Regions from separate parts of the Homo sapiens genome. Here region 1 is linked to region 2. Evidence: chromatin loops called from intact Hi-C (ENCODE). Cell type or tissue: A673. All regions are shown on one strand. Each heading gives the region's core, and the rest is flanking DNA. Links, peaks and the distances in the headings are about the cores only. Region 1 has its middle 4.6 kb from the start of ADAP1. Region 2 overlaps DNAAF5 (dynein axonemal assembly factor 5).

Region 1 (2,899 bases), core at 227-2,726, 170 kb before region 2:
CCCTACACTCTGGGGCAGAGTCGGCCTCATGGGCTCAGCCCATGCAGCCAAGCAGGAAGAGCTGCTGGATTCTTATTTAAACACGAGAGAAACGGCCTTCAGAACGAGAACTTGCATGCACAGGGCTCACGTGAACGGCACGTCCTGCGTGTGACCGCACCCGCCATCCGACCCTCTGTGCCTGGCTCCTGTCAGTTCCCACAGCACCCGCCATCCGACCCTCTGTGCCTGGCTCCTGTCAGTTCCCACAGCACCCGCCATCTGCTCCTCTGTGCCTGGCTCCTGTCACTTCGCACAGTGTGTTCAAGCTTCGCCTGTGTCGTGGTGTGTTCACGGCTGAGTCGCACTCTGTGGTGGGCACAGACCACTCTTGGCTTATCCACCCATCAGCTGGTGGACGTGTGGGCTGTCTGCATTTGGGACTGTTCTGAGTAACGCTGGCTGGGCATGACGGCTCACGCCTGTAATCCCAGCACTTTGAGAGGCTGAGGCAGGTGGATCACCTGAAGCCAGGAGCTCAAGATCTGCCTGGGCAACGTAGCAAGATACAAAAAACCCCACAAAACTTAGCTGGGCATGGTGGCGCACACCTGTATTCCCAGCTACTCGGGAGGCTCAGGAGGGAGAATTGGCTTGAGCCTAAGAAGTTGAGGCTTCACTGAGCTATGATTGCACCACTGTACTCCAGCCTGGGTGACAGAGCAAGACCCTATCTTGAAAAAATAAATAATAAGGCTGGGCGCTCATGCCTGTAATCCCAGCATTTGGGGAGGCCGAGGCAGGCGGATCACGAAGTCAGGAGTTTGAGACCAGCCTGATCAACATGGTGAAACCCTCGTCTCTGTTAAAAATACACAAATCAGCCAGGCGTGGTGGCTCACACCTGTGATCCCAGCTACTCAGGAGGCTGAGGCAGGAGAATTGCTGGAACCCGGGAGCGGAGGTTGCAGTGAGCCGAGATCATGCCACTGCACTCCAGCCTGGGTGACAGAGCGAGACTCTATCTCAAAAGAAAAAAAAAAAAAAGAGAAAAGGAAAGATGCTGCTGAGAACACTCGTGTCCAGGTGCGTGTGGACGTGTTTTCTGCCGTCCTCGGGCGCATACCGGGGAGTGGGTTTCCAGGGTCCCACGGTAGCTCCATGCCAGCCCGTTTTCCAGGGCGGCTGCACCGTCTTACACCCACCAGCGCTGTGGGAGGGGCCAGCTTCCCCCATCCTCACCGGCACTGTCTGTCTGTAAATCCTAGCCTCCCTCCACCGGCCCCCCGCCAGGTCTTCACTGCATCCTGGTGTGATTGGCATTTCCCTGACGACTAATGGTGCTGAATATTTCCGGTGCCTGTCGGCGGCTGTGTGTCTTCCTTGGGGACGCATGTGTTCAGATTCTTTGCCCTTTTTTTAATTGGTTCACTTGCCTTTTTATTACTGAGTTGTATGGGTTCTTTATAAGTAACTGTTTCTTGAGGCTGCACCAATTTGGGTGTGAACTTTGTAAACACTACTGCCCGATGGTCGCTGCGGAAAGGGGCCAGGGCTGGTGGGGGGAGAGCACCTCCCGGGGTCCCGCGTCGGGTCTGGGCCTCCTCCCCATGCCAAGTGCGTGATTCCGGCCCCCGAGGACCCTGCTGGTCCCAGGCCTCAAGAGATGGCACCTGGGGAGACCTGGGCCGTGACTGGAGTGGTCAGGCCAACGCCAGCTGCCCAGCGGGGGAGGAAAGGATGGGGGATGGCAGGACCCCTGCCCGGGCGCAGTGCCCAGCTCCATACCTGCCACCAGCCCGTCGGTTATGGGGATGGCTCTCCACGACCCCCTTCTCCACTCCAGACCCCATCTCTGTTTGGAAAACCAAGCAAAAGATATGTTCAAATGCCCCAAAACCCAGTAAGCCAACCTGTGCACCCACCTCCATGGCATGACATCTTGGGGAGGCCCCTGAGGACTCCCTGCTTCCAAAGGGGTTTCCGGGTCTAGCCCCACTCCCAGAAAATTGTGCTGAGACCACCTCTGGTCCTGGGTGGTTCCCCCTCCCCTGCATTTCGGGGCGCAGTGGCTATTTCTGGGGAATCCCCGTGTCTCCTTTAAGCCCCTCCTGAGCAGAGCTCTTTAGGATCCGTATGCTGCTGAACTCCTACTCCAGGTGCCCGAGGGGTGGCAGGGCCCTCACAGCAGTCAGAAGGCCCAGGAGGGTCTGCGCAGGGCCAAAGGCACGTCGCAGAGGACAGGGTGGAGGCCACAGCCAGTGGGCTTCCCTGGAGGGGGCCGGCCACATGGGGGCCCAACATCACGACCCCCATCCCCACAGCTGAGGCAGGTAGAGCCAGGAGCTGCCCACCCCTGCGCTGAGCCTGGATGTTGAAGACCCCTGCTTGGCCTGCAGGGCGGCCTACTGAGCTCACGGCCATCGTGCCAGACGCTGTCCAAGCGCAGATAATTTGACTGAATTAGCCCCGGCCCCTGTGCGGGGTGGAGAGGGAAGTGAACCTCCACAACCTCCCCTCCCCTGAGGCAGCTCCTGGTTGAGCAAGCTCGGCTGACTGTTGGGCAAGATGGTCGCAGAGCAGGGCCCAGCCCGGCCTCAGTCCATTTGCCCCTTCCCTGGGGAGAGCCCCCTTCTGCCTGTGCTGAGAGGCTCACCCCGCAGCTGCAGGCCTGGGAGGAGCCAGCTTCCAATCAAAGTCGCCTGCTGGCCTACCACGCGCAGGCCCCGTGCTCAGGCGACGCTGGAGGAGCTCGCCCTGCTCTCGGGAGCCCCCTGCCCAGGGTCTGCTGTGTGGCCGAGTGGTCACAGGAGGCGGCTGCCTCTGGCTCTGGACTAGGGAGATGCTTGAGGAATGAGTGTCAGGGTCCCTGGTGCAGCCGTGCGGGTCAGTGACAAGGGGCAGGAGGCTCAGCAGAGCT
Region 2 (2,896 bases), core at 397-2,896:
CACACCCGGCCTATCAACATTTCAAAGAATTAAGTGGAGAGGGACGTAATGCCTCTTGGGTGTCTGTGAACCCTTGTAGGCTGGGTTTCCGTCTTTCTCTGAACACACGCACCTGTGGACGTGCCAGGTCCCTGGGAGCTCCCTTTACAGATGTGTAGAGACGGAGCGGCAGCGCTGATGTCTCTTCCCATGCTGTGGCCCCAGCATGCAGGGCGAGGGACGGCCCAGGGGTTGGTGCACTTGCGTCCGAGGGGTCGAGGGGCCCCTCACACGTGTGTCCTCTCGGGCAAGCTCCCTGCCATTCATTTCTGGGTCTTGTGACAGAGACAGACGACGGAGCCTCGTGCTGGATGGGAGCTGGATGGGAACTGCTTGGTGCACAGGTGGGGGTCCTCCCAGTCCGCAGCCTCAGAATCACCTGCAGGGCTGACTGCGGCCCACCTGTCTCTGCCTCAGTAGGTCTGGCCTGAGGCCCTGCAATGTGCCTTTCTAACAAGCTTCCAGGTGAGGCTGCTGCCACTGGCTCCATCGCCACCAAGGACCACCGACCCAGGGGCTCTTGAGGGCTCTTCAAGGATGTGGCAGAAGCCACAGAGGTCAAAGGGCACACAAGGAAGAGGTGGAAGACCACCCCTGAGGGCCCCCGAAATCCCTGTGGCCACGAGTTACAGAAGCTGGCGCAGGGAACAGCCATGACGGTGCAACTCTGAAGGGGACCAGAGGGTGGCGAGGGTGTCTAGGGCAGGGGATGTGAGTCCATGGGGCAGGCTCAGCTATACATGCTGACCTCCCAATCCGGACACTCCAGCCATCCCCAAGGCTGAACTCCCCCAACCCTGACACCCCCCAGGGGTGACCTCCCCTAACCCAGACACCCCCCAAGAGTGACCTCCTCCCACCCTGACTCCCCCCAAGAGTGACCTCCCCCAACTCAGACACCCCCCAAGGCTGACCTCCCCCAACCCAGACACCCCCCAAGGCTGACCTCCCCCAACCCAGACACCCCCCAAGGCTGACCTCCCCCAACCCAGACACCACAAGGCTGACCTCCCCCAAACCAGATACCCCCCAAGGCTGACCTCACCCAACCCTGACACCCTCCGAGGTTCACCTCCCTCAACCCAGACACCCCCCAAGGCTGACCTCTCCACCCCGGCGTCCCCCCCAGGCTGACCTCCCACAACCTGGACACCCCAGCCACCCCCAAGGCTGACCTCCCCCAAGGCTGACCTCCCCCACCCAGACAATCCCAAAGGTGACCTTCCCCCACCCAGACAAAACACCCTCCATCAAGGTTGACGTCCCCCAACTCTGAAACCAACCCCCATCCAGATTGACCTCTCTGCACCTGGACACCCCACCTGCCAACCAGGCTGACCTCCCCCTACCCAGACACCCCCAAGGCTGGCCTGCCCTCACCCTGATGCCCCCCAAGGCTGACCTCACCCGACCCTGACACCCCCCAAGGCTGACCTCCCCAACCATGACACCCCTCCCAACGCTGGCCTGCCCTCACCCTGATGATGCCCCCCAAGGCTGACCTCCCCCAACCCTGACACCCCCCCAAGGCTGGCCTGCCCTCACCCTGATGCCCCAGCCCCTCTCAAGGTGAGTCCTATGGGGCCCTCCTTACCAGGGGTGTTCCCCGAACGTGTTGGGAGCTCCTGCCCCCTGGTGTCCAGAGCGGGCACTACGACACCCCACAGAGGAACTCTGGAATTCTAGAGGCTGGGATCCCTGCCTGACATGTCGGTTAGTTACCAACTCACAAAGTCAGGCATACACAATCATTAAAACAAACATTTTTAATTAAATTTTCAAACATGAAAGTATAAACGTTAATATTTGTTGAAAAATATATACGGCATTTCCCCCGTGTGAACACAATGGCTTCCGGTAACACTACCCACTTACAATGAGATCTTTTAGGCACTTGGGTGTAGAATGTGCGAGAGGGAAATGCAACTTTACTTTCCTGCTACCTATAGGGGCAACCACAATTAGATCTCATGAAATATTGTTTTCAACACTGTTAGCATTAACACCGACTTAAAACATACGGTGACCGGACATATAACCTTTAAAGTCCCAGTATATTTAAAACAGGAGAAATCTGATAAGTTGTTAGGATTCTAAATTCCTTTTAGTCTGTTCACTGAGATATTAAATTTCAGTAGACAGAACCCAAAAAGAGATTTCATTTCTTTCTAATCACTTTGGCTTCTTTCTTTTTTGTTAAGTAGGTAAAAACCTTCTTGGTGGGCACCTAAGCAGGATGCAGCCAATAGTTCATGAACCAGCTGCGCACGTGAGGCTTAAAATCTAAGATGCTGCTGAAGTGGCTGCGGGAGGAGCGGCTGCGACTTACTTTTAATTTCAAATCAGCTGCAGATGTTTGGGAGCCCTCTCGATGAACAGAACAAATCACATAACATGCAGAATCCACTCAGAGGCTGTTATTCCAGGGAAAGAGTGGGCAGGTGTCCTGAGGAGTACATTCTTGCTGTCACAGTCTCACTGCTGGCACAGAGGTGCCTTGTTTATGAGATTTAAAGGCCACAAACTCTGGCTCAGGTGGGGACAAGGGTGTGCCGTGGCTGAAACCAGCGTGGTCACTGTGTGGCTGGCACGGCCTGCACATGCTGCAGGAGCTGCTCGCAGTAGGTGGCCGAGCGGTGCTTGTGGATGACGGCCTCCGTCTCCCTCACCAGGAGATCTGGGAACAGCCCGCTGCCCTCTTTGAGGACCTCTGTAAAACAGAAAAACACCTTGAACATGCCAGAAACAAACATGAAACCAATCTTACCTCTCGTGCAAATTGGCTTTGTAGTGAAGTTCAAGCATCTGTAAAAGCATCTGCAAATAACCTGACGCTGCTGGGTGGACATACAGTAGT

What was found. Hi-C counts contacts between places; a loop is a spot of excess contacts. Peaks named below come from ENCODE experiments on the same cell type or tissue, not always from the same donor. Only the 100,000 strongest peaks of a DNase experiment are listed, where the experiment ranks them.
Region 1: a loop joins it to region 2, with 2.8 times the contacts of the local background. A loop is called at or near these places in 21 of 110 quality-filtered maps.

What each region holds. Positions count from the first base shown.
Region 1 is chr7:957,781-960,679 of GRCh38, reverse strand. No RefSeq gene overlaps it. Among named protein-coding and RNA genes, the nearest start is that of ADAP1, 4.6 kb to the right of the region's middle. RefSeq lists a silencer at 2,393-2,452. In A673, for the core only: no CTCF peak of the experiment used is centred there; a DNase peak (open chromatin) is centred at 1,289; H3K27ac peaks cover 468 bases.
Region 2 is chr7:785,370-788,265 of GRCh38, reverse strand. It overlaps DNAAF5 (dynein axonemal assembly factor 5), which reads right to left. Exons shown (of 13, transcript NM_017802.4): 13 at 1,791-2,749. The coding sequence ends at 2,613. Among named protein-coding and RNA genes, the nearest start is that of SUN1, 46 kb to the left of the region's middle. In A673, for the core only: CTCF peaks have their summits at 709, 1,489 and 1,688 (motif pointing left); a DNase peak (open chromatin) is centred at 1,645.